2 separate regions of the Homo sapiens genome follow, and region 1 is linked to region 2. Evidence: chromatin contacts called from ENCODE Hi-C or POLR2A ChIA-PET data. All regions are on one chromosome and are shown on one strand. Each heading gives the region's core, a stretch centred on a gene start or an enhancer-like site at or near the end of the contact. The rest is flanking DNA. Distances are from core to core; before and after follow the strand shown. Region 1 has its middle 87 kb from the start of SEPTIN14. Region 2 holds the start of ZNF713 (zinc finger protein 713).

Evidence for each region. Hi-C counts contacts between places; a loop is a spot of excess contacts on that map. ChIA-PET counts read pairs that join two places held with the same protein, here RNA polymerase II (POLR2A). Pooled maps may share reads with other maps.
Region 1: a map of posterior cingulate gyrus shows a loop between it and region 2 (3-fold over the local background). The contact joins the enhancer-like site here to the promoter of ZNF713 in region 2. A Hi-C loop is called at or near these places in 5 of 168 maps with a recorded cell type or tissue (CD4-positive, alpha-beta T cell, MCF 10A, dorsolateral prefrontal cortex and 2 more) and 4 of 50 pooled maps. POLR2A ChIA-PET finds 5 or more read pairs at or near these places in 2 of 52 experiments (HCT116 and MCF 10A).

Annotation. Positions count from the first base shown.
Region 1 is chr7:55,772,456-55,778,287 of GRCh38, reverse strand. It overlaps the pseudogene PSPHP1. Among named protein-coding and RNA genes, the nearest start is that of SEPTIN14, 87 kb to the left of the region's middle. RefSeq lists an enhancer at 2,831-3,330. Within about 2 kb of position 3,792, at least 4 of the 41 ENCODE cell types and tissues checked have a DNase peak (open chromatin) inside an H3K27ac peak, as active enhancers do.
Region 2 is chr7:55,885,097-55,891,497 of GRCh38, reverse strand. It overlaps ZNF713 (zinc finger protein 713), which reads right to left and starts at 4,042. Exons shown (of 7, transcript NM_182633.3): 1 at 3,818-4,042. RefSeq lists a silencer at 3,842-3,891 and an enhancer at 4,012-4,351.

The sequences.
Region 1 (5,832 bases), core at 2,543-5,042, 110 kb after region 2:
ATCCCACACTTTGGGAGACCGAGGTGGGCAGATCACTTGAGGTCAGGAGTTTGAGACCAGCCTGGACAACATGAGACCCCATCTCTATAAAAATAAGTATAAAATTAAAAGTCAGAAAACAACAGATATTGGTGATGATGCAGAGAAAAGGGAACACTTATACACTGTTGGTGGGAATGTAAATTATTACAACCCTTACAGAAAACAGTATGGAGATTTATCAAAGAACTAAAAATAGAACTGCCGTTCAACCAGCAATCTCACTACTAGGTACCTACCCAAAGGGAAAGAAATCTATATATCAAAAAGTACCTGTACTTACCTGTAATCCCAGCACTTTGTGGGGCTGAGGCAGGCAGATCACCTGAGGTCAGGAGTTCAAGACCAGCCTGACCAATATGATGAAACTCGCCTGACCAATATGATGAAACCCCATCTCTACAGAAATTACAAAAATTAGCCGGGTGTGGAGGTGTGCACCTGTAGTCCCAGCTACTCGGGAGGCTGAGACAGGAGAACCACTTGAACCTGGGAGGTGGAGGTTGCAGTGAGCTGAGATCGCGCCATTGCACTCTGGCCTGGGCAACAAGAGCGAAACTCCATCTCAAAAAGTTAAAAAAAAAAAAGTACCTGTACTCATATGTGTATCACAGCACTATTCATGGTAGCAAAGATATGGAATCAACCTAAGTGTCCATCAGCAGATGACTGGGTAAAGAAAATGTGGTACATGTACACCATGGAACATGACTCAGCCACAAATAGAATGAAATCATATCTTTTGCAGCACTGTGGATAGAACTGGAGGCCATTATCCTCAGTGAAATAATTCAGAAACAAAGTCAAATACTGAATGTTCTCATGCATAGGAGTTAAACAATAGGTAGACATGGGGAACAACAGATATTGGAGACTCCAAAAGATGGGAGGATGGGAAGAGGGTGAGGGGTGAAAATTTTCCTATTGAGTACAATGTTCACTATTTGAATCATGGCTACACTCAAAGCCAAGACCTCAGCATTCCACAACATATGCACGTAGAAATCCTGTACCTGTACCCCCTAAATAGATCAAACATTTTTTCAGTTTTATTTATTAAAAAGTTAAACTGGCCGGGTGCGGTGGCAGGTGCCTGTAATCCCAGCTACTCGGGAGGCTGAGTCAGGAGAATCACTTGAATCCCGGGAGTGGAGGTTGCAGTGAGCCAAGATTGCGCCACTGCACTGCTGCACTGCACTCCAGCCTGGGTGACAGAGTGAGACTCCCTCTCAAAAAAAAAAAAAAAAAAAATTCAACTTTTTACAGGTGGCTAACACCTGAAATCCCAGCACTTTAGGAGGCCAACGTGGGTGGATCAACTGAGGTCGGGAGTTCGAGACCAGCCTGATAATATGGCAAAACCTTGTGTCTACTAAAAATACAAAAATTAGCCAGCCTGTTGTGACACATGCCCGTTGTGGCTCATGCCCGCAATTCCAGCACTTTGGGAGGCTGAGGTGGGTGGATCACCTGAGGTCAGGAGCTTGAAACCAGCCTGGCCAGCATGGTGAAACCCGTCTCCACTAAAAATACAAAAATTAGCTGGGCGTGGTCGTGGGCGCCTGTAGTCCCAGCTACTTAGGAGGCTGAGGCAGGAGAATCGCTTGAGCCTGGGAGATGGAGGTTGTAGTATGCTGAGATTGCACCACTGCACCCCAGCCTGGGCAACAGAGTGAGACCCTGTCTCAAAAAAACAAACAAAATATAAAGCAAGCAGTCACGCGTTCCAGGAGGTCTTGCAGTGACTGAATGCACTGCAGCATATCTGCGTAGTCTGTGTGGGGTGTGAGGGTCAGCGGGGCCAGCTGAACAGGCTGCATGGAACTGTCCCATGGGAAGGTGGCCACAGGGAGCAGTTGTGTAAAGCAGACTTCTGGATCCACCACACTGAGGAACTGGGGGGTCGGGGAGTAGAAGTGGAAACAGTGTCAAGAGTGAGTGAGCTGGCCACGCACTGTGGCTCACACCTGTAATCTCAGCACTTTGGGAGGACGAGGCAGGAGGATCACCTGAGGTCAGGAGTTCGAGACCAGCCTGGGCAACATAGTGAAACCCAGTCTCTACAAAAAATACAAAAATTAGCCAGGCGTGGCAGCGGGCACCTGTAATCCCAGCACTTTGGGAGGCTGAGGCTTGAGGATCACAAGGTCAGGAGTTTGAGACCAGCCTGACTAACATGGTGAAACCCCATCTCTACTAAAAATACAAAAAAAAAAAAAAAAAAAGAAATAGCTGGGCGTGGTGGCGTGCGCCTGTAATCCTAGCTACTCAGGAGGCTGAGGCAGGAGAATCACTTGAACCCGGGAAGTGGCGGTTGCAGTGAGCCAAGATCGTGCCACTGCACTCCAGCCTGGGTGACAGAGCCAGACTCCATCTCAATAAATAAATAAATAAATAAATAAATAAATAAATAAAATAATAATAGCCCTTCCCCAAAACTCAACCACCTTCATAAAGCTAGTGAGAGACCACCAGGCTAGGAGGATGAGAGAAGCCTAAATTCCGCCAAGGTGTACACATAAACACCGTTTCTAGTTATTATTCTAGAGGGCAGGCACAAGATTTGTAAATCCCCGTTACTCCTGCAGGTTACATCACGACTGTAGAACCTAAGATTGGCCTTTTGAGATGTCTTTTCAGGTTTTTGCATTTCTTTTTTCTTTTCTTTTTTTGTTTTGTTTTGAGGCAGTTTCACTCTGTCACCCAGGCTGGAGTGCAGTGGCACAATCTCTGCTCACTGCAACCTCTGCCTCCTGGATTCAAGCAATTCTCCTGCCTCAGCCACCCGAGTAGCTGGGATGACAGGCGTGCCCCACCACATTTTGTATTTTTAGTAGAGATGGGGTTTCATCATGTTGGCCAGGTGGGTCTCCAACTCCTGACTTCAAGTGATCTGCCCATCTTGGCCTCCCAAATGCTGGGATTACAGGCGTGAGCCACCGTGCCTGGCTCAGGTTTTTGTGTTTCTGACCATCAGTGGCTCCACCCGGACCTAACTAACCCCGCCCCCGCCCCCACCCGACCCCACCCCATGGCCAATTCTGTGGCTCCACCCAGAAGCGAATCCCCTGGCCTGCCAAAGTATCCTTGAAGAAGTCTAGCCTCCGAATTTTTGGGGAGATTGATGTAAGAATAAAGCTCCGGCCTCCTGTTTGGCCGGTTCTGCACGAATTAAGCTCTCTATTGCAATTCCCATCTTGAGAAATGGGCTCTATCTGTGCCGCGGGCAAGAACTAGTGGGGCAGTAGCAGCTGTGACGGTCAGACAGTGAAAACCAGTGGGGGATCGGTCCTCCCACCCGCCCACCAATGGCCTGCTCCTGCCATGCACACCGGGCAGCATAGAGGCTGATGCCGTTTGCAGCACTTTTCAAGGTCCTGGCATGCCTGGTCCTGCCCAGAGCTTGGCACTACTGAAAAGTGCAAACACCACAAAACGGTTTCTAGGAGAGCGACCAGGAGGCATTCACAGTTGGGAACAACGGCCTCATTGTTTGGAATCTCATTTAAATGGTGCCAAACCTATTTCATGTCTCTCCTTCAGAAACTGATTTGGAAGGAAATTTGATTAATTTGATTTGCTTATGTGGCTGAATAATTATTTATTTAATTATATAGCCAAATTTGGTTAAGTAAGTTTTTCAACTAATTCTCAATATTAAAAACCTTATGGCTTTTTCTACTGAATTATCCAACAGTATCCACTTCCTAACCCCGTGGCTTTCCCCTCCCCCATACCTCCAGGGAGGGTATAGAATCTCACACGTTCAAAGCGTGTTCTGAAATTTCCCTTGCTTGGCTCTGCTCAAAACAAACACAAACCTGGCTTTCAAGTATTTCCACGTCATTTATAAAAAAGAAATGTGTTTATATAGGCTGTTAGGAGTTATTAATATTTAATTCATTTAGGGGAAAATGCTGGCCTTTGTGATTAAACTTGTTTTTATTTCTTTTACTTTATGTGATTTTCAAATATCCTTTTTTCTTTTTAAGAGACAGGGTCTCACTCTGTCACCCAGGCTGGATTACAATGGTGGAGTCACAGCTCACTGCAGCCTTGAACTCCTGAGTTCAAGGGATCCTCCCATCTCAGCCCACCAAGTAGCTGGGACTACAGGTGGGTGCCACCACATCCAGCTAATGTTTTTATTTTTTGTAGAGACAGGGTCTTGCTGTGTTGCCCAGGCTGGTCTCAAACTCCAGGCCTCAAGTTGATCCTCTTACCTTGTCCTCCCAGAGTGCTGAGATTACAGGCGTGAGCCCGAATATCCATTTTTCAATCAGTACTTTTGTTTAAGACTCTATTGTTATATTGGAGGCGAAAAAAAAAAACCAATCTCTGTAACATTTCATATATGACAAATCCCAAGAGGTAAAAAAAGGACTTTCCAGGTCCCAGGGCTTTAGGAAGTGGGAGTGGGCTCATGGGGTGAGGACATTGTGCCCAGCACTAAGCAAAGTCTTAAGCCTGTTTCTTGCCTGGGGGATGTTTATGCTTCAACACAGTACCTGAAATATTGGATATTCCAATATCCAAGAGGCAGAACTGCAAATTCCACAAATCTGTTCTGACACATGGATAAACTTTTATTGACATACCAAAGGGAAAAAAACCAATATTCACTGAAGGCTGCCGAATCTATATTCCTAAGAGTAAAGGTGTTTAATTGACTCTCCACTCTTAAAACACTTTGTATGAAATATAGCTAGGAATATACATAAAGAATTCAGATTACAAAACTCTCCAGGAAATCGATAGTGATCATATAATACTGGAACTACAGTTAAAAACAAACAAACCAATCTTTGAGGATTCCTAACTGTAGTTTACTTGACAGTGCAGATCATCTGTACCAACTTTCTATAGCAAGTTGTAATAGGCAATTGTAAGCAAACAGTATCAATCTGTGTAACTTGTAAAAATTCATCTGAAGTTGTTTGGAGCTGTATGACAATGGATGTTATTCTTCCGGTTCTCCCAGCAGCTCTACAAAATCAGTGATATACCATTTGGCGTTATCCTTGACTTGTTGCCTGATCACATTTCCTCCAAATCCAATGAAAGCATCCTAAGAAGTAAGAAAAGAGAGATAAATGATTTTTATTTTTATTTATTTTTTTGGAGGCTCTGTTGCCCAGGCTGGAGCGCAGTGGTGTGATCTCTGCTCTCTGCAACCTCCGCCTCCCGGGTTCAAGTGGTTCTCCTGCCTCAGCCTCCCAAGTAGCTGGGATTACAGGCACCTGCCACCACGCCTGGCTAATTTTTGTGTTTTTAGTAGAGATGGGGTTTCACTATATTGGGCCAGGCTGGTCTTGAACTCCTGACCTCTGGTGATTTGCCCACTTCGGCCTCCCAAGGTGCTGGGATTATAGGTATGAGCCACAGCACCCGGAGGAGAAATGATTTTTAGAAAATCAGAAAACAAAGGTTGCAGGAGCAATAGAGAGCAGTAAGTGTTTCAAACTTTTTTTTTTTTTTTTTTTGAGACGGAGTCTCACTCTGTTGCCCAGGCTGCAGTGCAATGGCGTGATCTCTGCCCACTGCAACCTCCGCCTCCTGGGTTCAAATGATTCTCCTGCCTCAGCCTCCCGAGTAGCTGGGATTACAGGTGCCTGCCACCACACCTGGCTAATTTTTGTATTTTTATTTTTTTTATTTTTATTTTTATTTTTTTTATTTTTTTGAGACGGAGTCTCGCTCTGTCGCCCAGGCCGGACTGCGGACTGCAGTGGCGCAATCTCGGCTCACTGCAAGCTCCGCTTCCCGGGTTCACGCCATTCTCCTGCCTCAGCC
Region 2 (6,401 bases), core at 2,793-5,292:
ATGTTTCCCAGGCTGGTCTAGACACAATTTCTATGATTTAATTTTTTTTCTATTAAATAAGTGGACATCATTTCTCTTAATCTTTTCTCTCCTGATTTCTATTTTCATACTTTGCCTTGCAAGTCACATTATACTTTTGTTCCTGCAAACCATTATATATCATGAACTAGTGTGGGTGAAATAAAAATTACATTTTGCAGGCGTAAATGGAGACACAATTCTTCTATTAAATAACCATGTGACTTTGGAAAGGTATTTAGACTGAGCTTTAATTTCGTTCATATTTATATTAGAATGTTGAAACTGAATTATTTCTTAGTTCCTGTATATAAACTTCTAATTGTCCACATTTATTTGCTGATGAACTAATCAAATAGTAACTTTTTCATTTAGTGTTCATTCAAAACTTAATAGTTTAAAACCTTAATCTATGCTAGGAATTGTTCCAAGCATGTGTGGGAGTAGGCACACTCCTTAATTTTTTTTTCTTTTTTTTTTTTTTGAGACAGAGTCTCACTCTGTCGTCCAGGCTAGAGTGCCGTGGCACAATCCAGGCTCACTGCAACCTCCACCTCCTGGGTTCAAGCACAATTCTCCTACCTCAGGCACGTGCCACCACGCCCAGCTAATATTTGTATTTTTAGGAGATGGGGTTTCACCATGTTGCCCAGGCTGGTCTCAAACTCCTGACCTCAGATGATCCATCCACCTCGGCCTCCCAAAGTGCTGGGATTACAGGCATAAGCCACCACGTCCAGCCTCTCCTTAATATTTGATTCTCCTGTGTATCTGTGATACCAGGATAATTCTTCTTATATCTTTATTTAGAATTCTCTTAAGGGATACATTTTTTCTTGTAATAATGATTTAATTGAGGCAGTTTTAATCTTACAGCAGATTAGAATTTTCAACTCATTTTGATGTTGTAACTGTTATGGACTAAATTATATTCCACACCCACAAATTAGTATGTTGAAGTCCTAACCCGCAATGTGACTTTATTTGGAAATAGGGCCTTAAAGGTTGTCATTTTTTTTTTTTTTTTTTGGAGACAGAGTCTCGCTCTCTTGCCCAGACTGGAGTGCAATGGCGTGATCTCGGCTCACTGAAACCTCTGCCTCCCGGGTTCAAGCAATTCTCCTGCCTCAGCTTCCCAAGTTGCTGGGATTACAGGCACCCACCACCACACCCGGCTAATTTTTGTATTTTTACTAGAGATGGGGTTTCACCATGTTGGCCAAGTTGGTCTTGAACTCCTGACCTCAGGTGATCCACCTGCCTCGGCCTTCCAAAGTGCTGGGATTACAGGCATGAGCCACTGCGCCGGGCCTGTAATTAAAGTTAAATGAGGTCATAAAGGTGGGGTCTTAATCCAATAGCAGTAGTGTCCTCATAAGAAGAAGAGGCACAGGAATGCATGCACCCAGTGCAAAGGCCAGCAGAAGAGGACACAGAGAGATGCCAGTCCCTTCTGCAAGCCAGGAAGAGAGGTTCACTGGAAACCAACAGGGCAGGCACTTTGATTTTGAACTTCCCACCTCTAGAACTGTGAGATACCACATTTCTGTTGTTTGCACTCAGTCTGCAGTATTGTACAGCAGACTGAGCAGGCTATGACAGTCACCAAAGATGCATACTCTAAGGTAAAATTAAAAGCATGGTCTTCACAGCTGACATTTCCAATCAGTTGAAAATGACACCAACGTGTTACAAGAACTATAACTCATAAGATTTATATAGTCCTCTTTTCTAATGAAATTCACATACAAATCTGCACTCAAATTAAACTGCTTTTTTGGGGGTAAAAAAAAAGTGCATGGGTGTAAGACAAAGCCAGATGCAATATCAAGATCATAAAGGGCTTTGAGGGCATCACTAAGGAACTAGAACATTTTCCTGATGGCGGCAGGGAGCCGCAAGTTTTCAGCAACAGAGTGACTTTCCACCAACATTCATCACCGAATAACTATCTATTTAGAACGTACTAATTGCTACAACCTACTAAGTGTTCCAACCTGCCTTTTAAAAAATTATTTTTTTTTAAACTTTTCTGTATCTTTTAAATGCCTCACAATTTAAGTTAAAAGAAATAGATCAGGCCGGGCGCAGTGGCTCACGCCTGTAATCCCAGCACTTGGGAGGCCGAGGTGGGCGGATCACCTGAGGTCAGGAGTTTGAGATCAGCCTGACCAATATGATGAAACTCCGTCTCTACTAAAAATACAAAAATGAGCCAGGTGTGGTGGCATGTGCCTGTAATCCCAGCTAATCGGGAAGCTGAGACAGGAGAATCATTTGAACCCAGGAGGCAGAGGTTGCGGTGAGCGGAGATCACACCATTGCACTCCAGCCTGGGCAACAGGAGCGAAACTCCATCTCAAAAAAAAAAAAAAATCATTATATGAAAGGACACAATTAAGGGGGATTTGCTTAAAACATTTATTTTATTTTTTGAGACAAGGTCTGATTCTGTCGCCCAGGCTGGAGTGCAGTGACTGGCTCACTGCAACCTTCATCTCCTGGGCCAAAGCCATCTTCCCACCTCAGCCTCCTGAGTGGCTGGGGACTACAGGCACACACCACCAAGTCCGGTTAATTTTTCTAGTTTTTTTTGTAGCAACAGGGTCTTGCCATGTTTCCCAGGCTGGTCTCGAACTCATGAGCTCAAGTGATCCTCCTGCCTCTGCCTCCCAAAGTGCTGCGATTACAGGACCGCAACCGGCCTAAACATTTTAAATGAAAAAAATCTATGTATGTATGTACGTATATGTATTCAGTGCAGAAACTGTCAGGGCAGTGACAGAATCTAGAAACAGCTGGCCGAACGCCGTGGCTCATGCCTGTAATCCCAGCACTTTGAGAGGCCAAGGCGGGAGGATCACTTGCGCTCAGAGACCAGCCTGGGAAACATGGTGAGACCTGGTCGCTAACAACAACAACAACAACAAAAAGCCGCACGTGGTGGTGCACACCTGTGGTCCCAGCTACTGAGGAGGCTGAGGAAGGAGGAGCTCTTGAGCCCAGGCGTTTGAGGCTGCAGTGTGCCATGATGGTGCCACTGCACTGCAGCCTGGGTGATAAAGTGAGATCCTGTCTCAAAACAAAAACATAAATAAACAGAAACACATCTGAGCATACACACGCCTGCAAAATGTAATAAAAGTGTCACTGCAATTCCGTGGAAAAGTGACTCAACGGATAACAGCAAGGCAATGAGAGAAAAAGGTAATCTCTACCTAACCCCTTACCACAAATATCATACTCAATGAAATACAGATAAAAAGGAGAAAAAGAAAATATTTTAAAAATTCTTTAAACGTATTATAAGAAAATAAAGCCGAACGTTTGCATAATCCTGAGATGAGGAAAAACTTTCCCCCAAAATGACACCTATGGACGCTTGCCCAAAAATAAACTGCAAGTTTTTCTTCAGCCTCAGAGTCATTCCCAGATAGTAGAAGACAATGTGTTTATAATATTGGAACGGGTAAGACCTTCCTATAAAAGACCAAAAATCTGAAAGGGACACGGGGCGGGTGACAGGAATGGGGACAGCGGGGACAGCGGCCGCCCCTCCCGCCACCTGCCGCCTCCCGCCGCCGCCGCCGCCCGCCGCCGCCGCCGCCGCCGCCGCCCGCCGCCCGCCGCCGCCGCCGCCCGCCGCCCGCCGCCCGCCGCCCGCCGCCCGCCGCCCCCCGCCTCCGCCCCCCGCCTCCGCCCCCCGCCTCCGCCCCCCGCCTCCGCCCCCCGCCTCCGCCCCCCGCCTCCGCCCCCCGCCTCCGCCTCCCGCCTCCGCCTCCTCCCGGCGCGCACTCACCTCCGCAGACAAAGGGCGCTTCGGCAGGCTCCGCCCCCTGACGCCGCCGCCGCCGCCGCCGCCGCCGCCGCCGCCGCCGCGGTGGACCCGGGAGGGAGAAGGTGCCGAGGGCCCCGCAGCCTGAGCCAATGACGCCCGGTGACTGGGCTCCTGGGGCCGGTCCAGCCACCGGCGCGCCAGACCTGCTCTGAGGACAGCCTCCCCGCAATGGCGGCGCAAGACGCTGGCCTCAGATCCCCAATACGCATGCGCTGGCGGCGCTCCGAGCCTGCTTCCTTCATCGCAATCCTCATCGCCGGGGCTCCTGACTCCCACCAGCTTTCCCGGGTCTGTTTTTCATCGGGACTATGCGGACCCCGGGGACCGCGGCCTCGAGCCTTCCCAGAATTTTCCGGTCCTAGAGGAACGAGGGGGACGGGCCGAGGACCCGTCCCTTCGTCCCTGCCAATTAGAAGCGTTGGACTGTCCATCTCCATGGTGACGACACAAGCCTTCCTTTCAGTCCTGGAATCACCCCTCCTTCCCATCAATTTCATATTGATGAAACTCAAAATATAATGATGATGATGTTATTGGCCGGGCGCGGTGGCTCACGCGTGTAATCCCAGCACTTTGGGAGCTTGAGGCTGGTGGATCACCTGAGGTCAGGAGTTCGAGACCAGCCTGGCCAATATGGTGAAACCCCCGTCTCTAATAAACGTACAAATATTAGCTGGGCGTGGTGACGGGCGCCTGTAATCCCAGCTATTCCGGAGGCTGAGGCAGGAGAATCGCTTAAATTCGGGACGGGGAGGTTGCAGTGAGCAGAGATCACATCATTGCACTCCAGCCTGGGCAGCAGAGTAAGACTCCATCTCAAAAAAAAATACAATAATGATATCATTATATCATTATATAGTATATGCTACTGATGCGAAGAATGGAATTTTATTTTATTTATTTATTTATTTATTTTTTGAGACGGAGTCTTGCTCTGTGGCCCAGGCTGGAGTGCAGTGGTGAGATCTCCGCTTACTGCAAGCTCCGCCTCCCGGGTTCATGCCATTCTCCTGCCTCAGCCTCCCAAGTAGCTGGGACTACAGGCGGCCACCACCACGCCCAGCTAATTTTTTTTTTATTTTTATTTTTAGTAGAGATGGGGTTTCACCGTGTTAGCCAGGATGGTCTTGATCTCCTGACCTCGTGATCCCCCTGCCTCGGCCTCCCAAAGTGCTGGGTTTACAGGCTTCAGCCATCGCGCCTGGCCAAAGAATGGAATTTTTTTAGGCGTAACATTTTGCTTAATTGGAGTTCGGAGTTAGTTAGTTTTTTTTGTTTTATTTTGTTTTGTTTTTCAGACAGGGCCTTGTTCTGTCACCCAGGCTGGAGGGCAATGGTGCCATCATGGCTCAGTGCAGCTTCAAACTCCTGGGCTCAAGCATCCTCCCGCCTCAGCCTCCCCAGTAGCCAGGATTACAGCAGCCCTGAGCCACTGCGCCCTGCTAATTTTTAAAACTTTTTTGTAGAGATGGGGATCTCACTATGTTGTCCAGGCTGGTCTTGAACTCCTGGGCTCAAGGGATTCTTACTCCTCAGGCCCCCCAAGGTGCTGGGATTACAGGCATCAGCACTGTGCTAGGCCCCAGAGTTAGTGTTCTTCAGCATCAAAATTGTGTACATCTGTTTCTACCGGTTATAATGAGATTTTACATATTTCATCTTTGAAAATGTTTTTAAGATAGATACGTACTGCCAAACACTGATACCGTCCATGAACATATGATTTAACTTGAGCATATTCATTGCTTGGAAGAATAGAGTTCTGTTATATTCTCTTGAAATTTGCATTTTAGCATGTCATTATATGGCAGATTAATCACTTCCAATTGAAGGTTAGGTGAGAACTCCTCAACTGCACAGTTACAGGGATATTGAAATATAGAAATGTGCTTTGCATTTGCATAGAGGTCCAAAAATGCTACCAGAACTACCAGAACTATAGATTGAGCTTGGAAAATATAGCCACTGCAAATTTCTGCAAACCAACTAAGATAAGGTTATATAAGGTTGATGTAAAAGCAACTGTAGTTTTTGGCATTAAAAGTAATGGCAAAAACCACAATTACTTTTGTACCAACCTAATACTAAATTAGGGTTTTCTTAACTTCTTTAAAAATATTCTTGCCTGACCAGGTGTGGTGACCCACACCTGTAATCCTAGCACTTTGGGAGGCTAAGGTGGGCAAATTGCTTGAGCTCAGGAGTTCAAGACCAGCCTGGCCAACATGGTGAAACCTCATCTCTACTAAAAATACAAAAATTACCTTGGCATGGTGGTGGGTGCCTGTAATCCCAGCTACTCAGGAGGCTGCTGAGGCACAAGAGTTGCTTGAACCCAGGAGGCAGATGTCGCAGTGAGCCGAGATTGCGCTACTGCACTCTAGCCTGGGCAACAAGAGAAAACTCCATCTTCAAAAAAGTCACACACACACACACACACACACACATGCACACACACACATACCCAAATTGACATGATACTTTTTAATGAAAGACAAAATGAATTATATTTTAACTTCCATGGGATTTTGCTCACTCAAGTAAC